Linked DNA regions of Mus musculus: region 1 is linked to region 2. The links are chromatin loops, found by intact Hi-C in ENCODE. Cell type or tissue: gastrocnemius. All regions are shown on one strand. Each heading gives the region's core, and the rest is flanking DNA. Links, peaks and the distances in the headings are about the cores only. Region 1 overlaps Pak3 (p21 (RAC1) activated kinase 3). Region 2 has its middle 49 kb from the start of Gm23325.

Evidence for each region. A loop is a pair of places that touch in the nucleus more often than their neighbours do. Peaks named below come from ENCODE experiments on the same cell type or tissue, not always from the same donor. Only the 100,000 strongest peaks of a DNase experiment are listed, where the experiment ranks them.
Region 1: it touches region 2 in a loop (15-fold over the local background); 18 of 42 quality-filtered maps call a loop at or near these places.

What each region holds. Positions count from the first base shown.
Region 1 is chrX:143,661,707-143,667,084 of GRCm38, reverse strand. The region is part of intron 1 of Pak3 (p21 (RAC1) activated kinase 3); the gene reads right to left. Among named protein-coding and RNA genes, the nearest start is that of Pak3, 150 kb to the right of the region's middle. In gastrocnemius, for the core only: no CTCF peak of the experiment used is centred there; DNase peaks (open chromatin) are centred at 2,168, 2,522 and 2,711; H3K4me3 peaks cover 879 bases.
Region 2 is chrX:143,460,298-143,465,675 of GRCm38, reverse strand. No RefSeq gene overlaps it. Among named protein-coding and RNA genes, the nearest start is that of Gm23325, 49 kb to the right of the region's middle. In gastrocnemius, for the core only: a CTCF peak has its summit at 2,853 (motif pointing left); a DNase peak (open chromatin) is centred at 2,846.

The DNA.
Region 1 (5,378 bases), core at 214-5,213, 200 kb before region 2:
TCGTGGGGAGCTTGGCTAAAGCTTAAGCTGAGTCCCAGATGCCTAGAAAGCAGCACTTATCCTCCAGGGTGAAGGTTTTCTGCTGTCCTTGTTGGACATAAGGTCCAGGGAGCCCTGAGAAAGATTTCTTCTGTCTCTTTGTATCTCTGTCTCTCTGTCCATGTTTCTCTCTCTCTTTCTTTCTTTTCTTCCTTCCTTCCTTCTTTCGTTCTTTCTTGTCTGTTTTTGTCCTAAACCTAACTCAGCCATGCAAAACAGTCAGACTCCTGTCTCAGATACTAGTCTCTCCTGTTCCCCCCACCCACCGTGCCCTCTGTCACCCACTATGAAAGCATTGGTTTTTTTTTGTGTTTGTTTGTTTAAGACTGCTCCCCATCACATTTCTTCTCATTCCTTTGCCTGAAGTTACTGGTTCCTGAAAATGGGTTACAAAAAGTCCCGTATAAGCCTTTATTGAACCATTGCTGACTTGACTAGCAAAACTTTTCCATTACCATTTCACCAGAGGAAATAGGACTCTTGAGCTCCTGGCATGATGCTGGCCTTTTTATCTCCACTACAGCTCTGCTTCTACCAACTCCATTAACTTCAACCTATTCACTCCGATTTCTAGATCTGATTTCTCTTGTATCAGTCATTCTCTTTGACCCTGTGCTTAGGCTTGACTTTATAATAGCAGAATCTCTAATGGCAACCCCTGCCATCTTTACTCTCATTTTCCACTTTTCTCATCTATCAAATAAATCTACTACCCAGTCTCTCCCAAACCCTCAGCAAACATGTCTTCTCTGTATACCACTTCCACCTGTAAACGGAAATGCCCACAACCTGTAGGAATGATCAGCACTCCTATGTTCCGGGGGTCTTGTGGACCATTGCTTGCACTCTCATCACAATGTGTACTTGTCTGTTGGGAGATTTAAAGAATCTGCCTCTTACATACTGAGGTCTCTCTGGATTCTGGATTACCAATAGCCAGCTTTAACCCAGCATACCTTCTAGATTCTTTTCATGTTGTGTCTTGCACGGACATAGAGGAGTATGACATTTGTATCCAGGAAAAAAAAAAAGAGGACTATTTGGCTCTCTTCCCAGATTCCAGCCTATTAATCATCCATTTACGTCCATTACCACAGTGAGCCCCTTTACTCAAAGGTGCCTGTGATTGGATGCTCAAGTGCCAAATCACACATCCTGACCAATTATAATTTTACACATGGCCCAGTGAAAACCACACTGACCTTTTATACCTGGCTCATCCTAGAACAGGGCCACAGTGCTGTCACCAACAGGAATGGACCTCCTTCTGTTCCAACACCTCAGACAGCCATACAGTTGGCCTGGATTTGAGTCTGCAAAACCATTGGGGAAGGGAGCAAAACTAACATGGCTAAGGGCTTCCCCGGTGGAAGCCACTTTTTTTTTTTTTTAAATAGCACCGCAACCACCCCCATCAGGCTTTCCAAAGCCAAGGCACGCACCCTTCCCTCTGCTTTTACAGCCCACACAGCCCAGAAACCCCAAGAATCTAGAAATGGACTCTGGAAGGTGGGAACAAACAAACAAGCAGACAGGCAAAAAACAACCCAATGGAGCCTCTGGTTATCTCCTTAGAAGAACCATCTATATCCCCCAACACCCACACTCTACCCTCAGCCACCACCTAGGGAAGCAAAGCCTGCTAGAGCCTGAATCTAAAATGTTCTGTTCACTCAGAAGTATGTCAGTCATCGTAGCAGGTCACAAACTGAGGGCAGCGTCTTCTGGGAGCTACAGGAATGGGAAGGGAGGAAGCAGCAAACCCAATGACCCCCACTCTCCAGATAAAGACAGGGGCCAAGGGGGGGGGGGGAAGATGCCAGGCTTTTCTAAGGGCCATATTGAATCCATTCAGTCCCCGCAGAAGAAGAAAAAGAAAAGGGGGAAAAAAGGTCCTCTTGTCATTACCATCCCCCCAAAGAGAAAAGGGGAGGGGGATTTTTTTTTAAAGAAAGGAAAGCTCCCTTTTAAGAAATTTGGCACTTTTCTGTTTCACTCAGGTTGTTCTGATGCAGACTTGGCCAGACTGCGGCCACACCCCCCTCCCCTTCTCTGGAGGGCTGCTGTCAACAGTATGGCTGAGGCGGGGTGGGGGGGTTCAGGGGAAGATGGTAGGAGACTTACAGTCTGACATAGCTTTCAGGGCGGATTTTGCCCCAGGCGGCCCAAACCCCAGTAAGCTAACCCTGGGCTTGGCTAAGGGAAGAAGCCCAGGTCCTTCAGGACCAGCCCGGACACACCCACTCATCTGCCTGAGCAAACCCCATGAAGCACTGTGCGCTAGGTCCCAGGGCTTGGGCAATGGAGCCACGTAGAAGAGTCAAAGCTGGGACACAGCAAGAGCAGGAGGGGGACACAAGAAAGAACATCTGCCCGGCATTCTCCCCTCCCCCGAGCTAGCTCGGTACAGTACAGAAGTCGCGGGATTTACCTGCCAAGGGTCCAGCCACCCTGCCAAGACCTTTCCAGTACCTCGGAGCACGCTGGCAGTTGGGCTGGGGAGCTGCAGCCCAGCGGCCGCAGCCGCAGCCCCGGGCCCGGCTCGCTCCCCCCACGGCTCTTCTTTCACCCAATGCACTTACTCCCAGAGGAGAAAAAGCTACAGCCCCCAGCGTAAGACCCCAGACAGTTTGCGGCCACAGCTGCCTGCCTACTGTAGAGCCCCTCTGCTCAGCAACCGCTCCCTAGCTATGCTATGACGTCACCTGGGCTCTGCACCGTACCTAGGCCAATCAGATGGTGAGCATAAAAGTAAAATCGCCCTGAGTGGGCTACTGGGGACCAATCTTTTGTTTCCAGGCAGGAAGCGCCCTAGGAGGGGGGAGAAAGTGAAGGGGGTGGAGAGAGGAGAGGGAAGGGAGATGGAAACTTCTACACTGTCAGGATTGTCTAAAGAGGAAGGTGGAGCCATTGAGAAAGACACCAGACAGGAGTGGAGAGGGAACATTTCATGCATCTTTCTGGGTTACAAACACTAGGCTTTGAGATGCGTTTCAGGCTAGGGAACCCATCTACTGGAGCAGGCTTTCTTGAGGAAATTTGGATTTGGGACACCACCTGTCAGCCTAGCAGGTTACATAGACAAGTACGAGGGTGTGTGTGGTGGGGAGTATGTGGCGGTGAAATTAAGAAAGGTAGCAATTTAAGCAGGATAAAAAACAGTCTTCTGTACATGAAATATACATTTCAAAACAGGTGGCATTATGCAAAAAGGAATAATTATTCTTCCAATTGAGTACATTGATTTCACACAAATCCCCTTGCTGTCTTTTCCCTAAAACCTTTACTGATTTATCCTGTCTTTATGAGAAGCTTCAAATATTTACAGGTGTCCTAAGCCATTTAAAATCTACCCCTGAAAAGCATCACTTCCTCCCAAATCCATACTCCCTAGAATTTTGGCAGATCATACAAATTATGTCAAATCTCTCCAATGAAACAATAGGCTGCACAATATATGTATGTTTGAACTACAATGATGTAAAAATTGCCTCCCAACACAGAAGGGAGGGAGCATAAAATTGTAATGGTTAGGTTAATGTCCTGGGATTATAGGTTATTTTGTTCTCTACTTTTAAACTTTTTGTAAATAAAGATAAGTGTATCCTTGTAAAAGTGAATAGCCAAAATGAATAGTGACTCTTTCTGCTGCCCCTTTAATTTTCTCAACACTGCATAAGAACCAACATTCATTTCTTCCCAATTACCACACAATGCATTTTAACACCTAAACTGAATTTCACCTTTTTCCAAATCCTCTGACGAAGAGCCACACAAATGATCTCTTGATTCACAAGAGATAATCACTCAGATAGCTGGGAAAGTCGAGGTGGGGGTGAGAATGAATTCATTTTGAATAACATCAGGAACAGAAAGGGAACAATGATCAACCTCAGACAAAATAGGGAAAAGGATGATAGAGACACAATAAGCGACATGATCCAAACAGGTCTTATGGATGACTTTGCAACATTTTCCTTCAATAAAAAATTACATATTTACACATATGTCAGTATTGTATAAAGACTGTCGAAAGTAGTAGAACAGGGATTTATATTTAAATCTAAGTACAAAGTTCCTGGATTTTCTAATATGCTGGAGTGTATGCTTAATGAAAAATAAGCATGGTATTAATGGCTATGAAAATATGCACTGGCTTTATAAGGTAAGCCTTGTTTTAAAACAAGGTATTTAAAAATAGCCTTTAAAACCCATCCCGGTGGTTACCTTCTAATGCAACGCAGACTCTCTCTCCCATTCTTGATTAATAGGTTGAAATCAGAATGGTTCTGCTTACAATGACTTTGCAGATATCTTTTTAATTAACTTTTGGGTTAAAACAGTAACTACATCCCATTGATTTTTTTCTTTTTTACACATAATGGTGGAAGTAATCTAAGTAATACTGATCTAAATGTCATTTACTTAATGGTAATGTATCTTATTTGTAAATTGCATTTATGTTGGGTTCTTTCAAACTAAAATACTTTTTAAAAAAAAAAGGAAGCATAACAGGATTTTCCTGGTAATGATTCAATGGGGTATTGATTTAAATTGTAATTAAAAGGTATTTGATTTCACTCTAATCCTCACATATACCTCAGCTATAACTCGGAGCTATTTATGCAGTCACTTCACGTGGTTATTTCAACATTTCATGTGTGTATTTCTTCTCTCCCCAGTGATTACAGAAACTAAGTGTGGGAAGGGGCAAAATCCTATTAGGTTCTTGACAAATGGAAGTCTAGTAATGCCATTCAAACAACTAACTAACTAACTAACTCCCACAGTCTTCTTCTCCCTTGCATACAAGTGCCTCTGGTTTAAGGATACATCCTTACTTGGGATGTGTATCATATTTCTCAGGTTACAAACCTTCTTTGTATCTCACCACTAAATTCTCACAATACCCACAACAGTGTACCTCAGCAAGCATTATGATCTGAAATTTCATCGAATGAACAGTGGAGTTCCAGGGCTTTGAAGTCACCAGCACATTGCGTCATAGAAATACATGGTCATACAAACCAGGCTTCCTTCTCTATCTTCTAGGTCCTTTGTATCATACTATAAGGCAATTTATGAGTATATTTAAGGGATAAGTAAGAACGTTGTTTTCTTTTTTCTTTTTTTCTCTTCTTTTCTTTTTTCTTTTCTTTTTTTTTTTTTTTTTTGTCCTTGTGGTACCAAATGAGATGTGCCATCAGCAAAGACTAATGTCATTCAAAATTTCCCTTTTGAGTTTGTGTTTCTGTGTTAGTTCCTAGCACCCAAACCACATCTATGACTTACAAGTCTATAATTTAGAAGAGAAGAGAGATATCCAAAGTGGGACTTTT
Region 2 (5,378 bases), core at 282-5,281:
CTCCTAAAGGATGGGTGTTGAGAGTGTTGAGGCTCTACCACAGTGGATCACAAACTTGAGCTTTCATCTGGATCAAATGGAAAGATTGTAAAACTACAAACTGTATCCCTAGAATTTTTGATTCAGTAGCCCAAGAATGTTCCCAATATGCTGATGCTGTGGATGATTTGGGAGGGAACTCTCTCTCTCTATCTCTCTATTTTTCTCTATTATAAATGCATGTGTGTGTGTGTGTGTGTGTGTGTGTAATACATACATATATATATATATATATATATACATAATTTTGAGACAGGGTCTCACTAAATTACATAAACTGCCTCGAATAGCATGGATTGATATTTTTAAATGTTAACAACAGGGTTTTTAAAAAAATTTTATTGGTTACTTTATTTACATTTCAAATGTTTTCTTTCTTCCCAGTTTCCCATCTACAAACCACCTATCCCATCCCCCCTTTCTCACCCTTCTATGAGGGTGCTCTCCCACCCATGCACCCACTCTAGCCTCACTGCCTAACATCCCCCTATGTTGGGGCATTCAGCCTCCACAGAACCAAGGCCCTCCTCTCCCATTCATGCCAGAAAAGGCCATCCTCTCCTCTGCTATATATGCAGCTGGAGCCATGGGTCCCTCCATGCGTATTCTTTGGTTGGTGGTTTAGTCCCTGGGAGCTCTGGGGTGTCTGGTTGGTTGATATTGTTGTTCTTCCTATGCAGTTGCAATCCCCTTCAGCTCCTTTAGTCCTTTCCCTAACTCCTCCATTGGGGTCCCTGTGCTCAGTACGATGGTTGTCTTCATGCATCTGCAATGGGTTGACATATTAATCAAGCATCCCAAGTAATCCTAATAAAAATGTACCACAGAACAATCGCATATTTAAATGAATTTTTACAGTCACTTTTACATTAGAGAACAGAGTACCTAATAAAGGCTGCTAGTGAAGTAACAAGATGAAGTTCAACGACAAGATGGTGCGGCTTCATAACAATGTCAGATACAAAAAGAGTTCCTGACTTTTATGTGTGTACATATACAGATCTCTGGATCTAACTCACAGATGTTCTGAAGGCCTGGCTACAGCCCAGGAATCTGCCTTTCCAAAGAACCCTCTTAGAGACTTGGAGGCAGTTACCTCCCTATTCACAATCTGCAGTATAATATCTTGAACATTTGAACAGATCCATGGGGTTCATAGACCACAAAAACCATCATTGTCAAAATTCCTATACCTATGATGTAAGAATTTCCTTGTGGCTTTCACCCAGATGTCTTCAGCCCAGATCATGAGTTTCCTGAGAAGGATGCTACAGCTCAGGTTGTTCAGACTCAACTTCCCTGAGTAAAGGAGCCAAATTCTTGCTCTTTGTCTGCTTGACAGAAGAAGATACAAAGTGATCACAGTGACACACAATGACTGAAGAACAATAGGGATTTCTTGAATCTTGTCATTCACACGTGATAGAAACAGAATTCAAGCTGGAAAAGGGTACAATGTTGGTTGTAGAGGCTTCTTTTTCATTTCCCATCCTCTAACAGATGCTATCTCAAGTAATATCTTGAATGTCTCTCCAGATGTTGCCTTTCCAACTACTGATCTTGGATGATGTCTTTGAAATCTACTTGCTTTCTATTTACAGAAATATAATTAGAATTAGTACTAACTACTCCTTATAAGTCACTCTATCTATCTCGTGTAATCCTCACAGCAGCCCAGCGAAATCAAATTATCATTTTTATAGGTAAGTGGACTGAGGTCCAGAAGGGGCTAAGCAATCAGCCCAATGTCACCTTGACAATGTATGACCCAGGAACAAAATGCCTCTGAGTAATCATCTTTGTCATCTTACCACTCCTGCTTCATGGAAGCGCACAATAACAATATATATTGCATTTGGAGTATGTGCCTGGCGCTGTCCTAAGCATTTCAGTTGTAGTAGCTTCTTTTAATTCTTACAACTTAGAGAGCTGGGTGTTATTTTTATCTTCCTTTTGCAGGTAGAAAAGCACAGAGAGGCTAGGCAACATGCCTATGGCCATACAGCAGCTAACAGGCAGAGCTAGGACGAAAAGCTAAGTAATGTGATCCCAGTGGCTACCTGCTTACTTCCAGTGTCATATGACTCCCTCAGCAGAGTGAAGCCACAAATGGAAGCCTAAACGATTACAACAATTGAATTCAAATGCAAATGTTGCTAAAGTTCCTTGTTCTGAACATACCCTGCCACAGTGACTTTGCCATTCACTCAATGCTTTCCTCCAGATTCATTTACCATGAACCTCTGAGGGAAGTTTTCCCTGTGCATGCCAGAGACATCCACTGGCTGGTCCACATTAACAAGCCACATGATAGTTAGCCTCTAAATCGCCATATCCCAAGTTCTGCTAAGTTGTAGTCCTCTGGCTTCTGAATCCTTTGATAGATCTGTAGAATGCCAGGACACTGAACTTGAGTCTGAAATAAAGTTTTATCCCTATCACCTTTTCCCATTAGAAATGGACTTGGCTGGCTGGCCTACTTTTGTGGTCCAGGTTTATCTCTCAGTAAAAATGGTCCACTTCTTTTCTAGACCTCCAGAACTAAACCTCAGTCTTACCTGCTTTTTCTTCCTAGGTGGGCTAGCCTCCTCTTTCAAATCCGACACAGCAGGTGGAGAATCAAACAGGTTGCTTCCAGCTCATGTTTCTCAGGGTTCCTCTATTGTCTAAGGGAAAGAAAAGGTAGATTTACTGTGCCTAGTGGTCACTCTAGGGCTAAGTTAACACAGAGAGGTCGTGGGGTGCACCAATGTGAATGACCATGCTTCTGCATGGTTTTCAAATGATTTCCAGTTCGCTATTGTGCCACCCTCTGGATGAAAGAGGAAGTGATCGCACTAAGACAAATATTGAAAGCTGCAACAGTCTTTGGATCCTGCATCTGCAATCTTGTGCTTGATCCTGAATGCATCGGGGTAGGGAACTGCTCTTATAGCTGATCAGTTCTCTTGACAGATGTTCTGTGGATTTTCACAGTCAGTCTCTTCATTAGATTCTGGCCTTCAGATCGCAACAGCTGCAATCTTCAGCTCCCATCCCTCACTCAGGAGGGTCCATCAGACAGGGACTGACTAGTATGGCCTCTAAGTCAGATTATGCACAGCAGGAACTTGAGAAGCCGGCTGCAGAAATCTCTTCTTTGCCTTTACTCACTTGTAACTTCACTTACATTCAACTCAGCGAAATGTTTCCTGTAATTATGAACCAAGCAAAACTCTATGATGAGATTTACAGTACTCGTGACCTTGTCATTAATGGAAGTCGCAGACTGTTACATATAATTATAACAGCTACTTTATAAAGTCCTCGGGTACCATTTATGCTCACCACTGCATCCAAATTAGGATAGGAGAGACCTGCCATTAAATCTTCTTAATAGAATTTAGCTAGTGAAGCAGGTAGACTAACTACAGAGCTTTATCTTTCTCTCCTCTCCTCCAAATCCAATCCCTTTGTCTCATCCCAGTTCTGTAGCAGACCATCTTGTTGGGAGCCATTTTTGTGCTTCTCTGAACCAGAGGGAAAAAAAAGAGAGAGAGAAAGTCTCTAAAACCTCTCAGCTAAAACCTCTCCTGCCAGGCAGAGTCAAGGTAGGTCAAGGTCTGTTAGCAGATTTCTTGCCTGACTGAGGCATGGAAAGATAGGAGGAGGTGGACCTGTGTCTCAAGGCTAGGGACTGAAGATTCTATTGACCTTGGTGGAAGGAACAGAGAGGCCTTAAAATGGGAACAGATGTCTTGTGTATATTTTAGCAAAATTGTTTCTGCTAGCTTGTGGCTTTGCTTCCCACAGTATATGAAGGCGATGAGAAATACACTTGTTGCTACCTTGTATTCCGTGGCAGCCTCTCTGTACCTGTCTCTTGCCTCTTCTTTCCGCCTTTCCTGTAATCAGCTTCAGCCCACCCACCCATCCCTCCCTAAAGGGACCTTTTGACTTCTCTTAATGGTCGGTCTGGTATACCATCTGTTCTGACCTTCCCTTCCTCTCTGCCCCCACTTTCAGTGGATCACATAGCTCTTCTACTCCAAATTTCCTTCTCCCCCAACTTATTCCATTATCCCACCCCCCCAACTCCATCAGTTATTCCCTCGGAATCTTCCTGCCACTCCAGGCAGAGAAACAGGTAACTTTTTTTTTTTTTTTAATTTTAATTTTTTTTTATTATCATCTTTGGGGAAAATTCAAGCTTTTTTTTTTCCATTTTTTATTAGGTATTTCGCTCATTTACATTTGCAATGCTATACCAAAAGTCCCCCATAGCCACCCACCCCCTCTCCCCTACCCACCCACTCCCCTTTTATGGCCCTGGCGTTCCCCTGTACTGGGGCATATAAAGTTTGCGTGTCCAATGGGCCTCTCTTTCGAGTGATGGCCGACTAGGCCATCTTTTGATGCATATGCAGCTAGAGTCAAGAGCTCCGGGGTACTGGTTAGTTCATAATGTTGTTCCACCTATAGGGTTGCAGATCCCTTTAGCTTCTTTGGTACTTTCTCTAGCTCCTTCATTGGGGGCCATGTGATCCATCCAATAGCCGACTGTGAGCATCCACTTCTATGTTTGCTAGGCCCAGGCATACTCTGACAAGAGACAGCTATATCAGGGTCCTTTCAGCATAATCTTGCTAGTGTATGCAATGGTGTCAGCATTTGGAAGCTGATTATGGGATGGATCCCCGGATATGCTAGTGTCTACATGGTCCATCCTTTTATCTCAGCTCCAAACTTTGTCTCTGTAACTCCTTCCAAGGGTGTTTTGTTCCCACTTCTAAGAAGGGGCATAGTGTTCACACTTCAGTCTTCATTTTTCTTGAGTTTCATGTGTTTAGGAAATTGTATCTTATTAACTGCAGATTTTCACCACTGCCTCAATTCCTCCAAATCCATTCTGCCAGTCTCTTACCCAACTTTGTAGCAGACCACCTGCTGCAATCCTCACCAAACCCCTGCCCAGATCTACAGTGGATCACATACATCTTCCAAACTTTCTTCCCCCAACTTATGGCTTTACCTCACACCAACTTCACCAGGAAATCAGCCTGCCAGAGAAGGAGGTAGTTTAACAACAAACCTTCACCTCTCCCTCCACTCCTCTAAATCTAATACCCCAATCTCAGCAGCTGCTGTAGCCTCCCCTTTTCTCTGCCCCCTATCTCCATGGATCACACAGATCTTCTCCTCTGACATCCCTCCCCATTCATTTGGTTGTCCTAGCCTCAAACTCCAGCAGGCACTCTCTGAGTGCCAATGAACCCTGCCAGAAAAGCAAGTAGGTCAAAGAAGATGGTAGGCGAGTGTCAGATCTTCACTTTCCCTCCTCTTCCCCCGCATCTAATTCC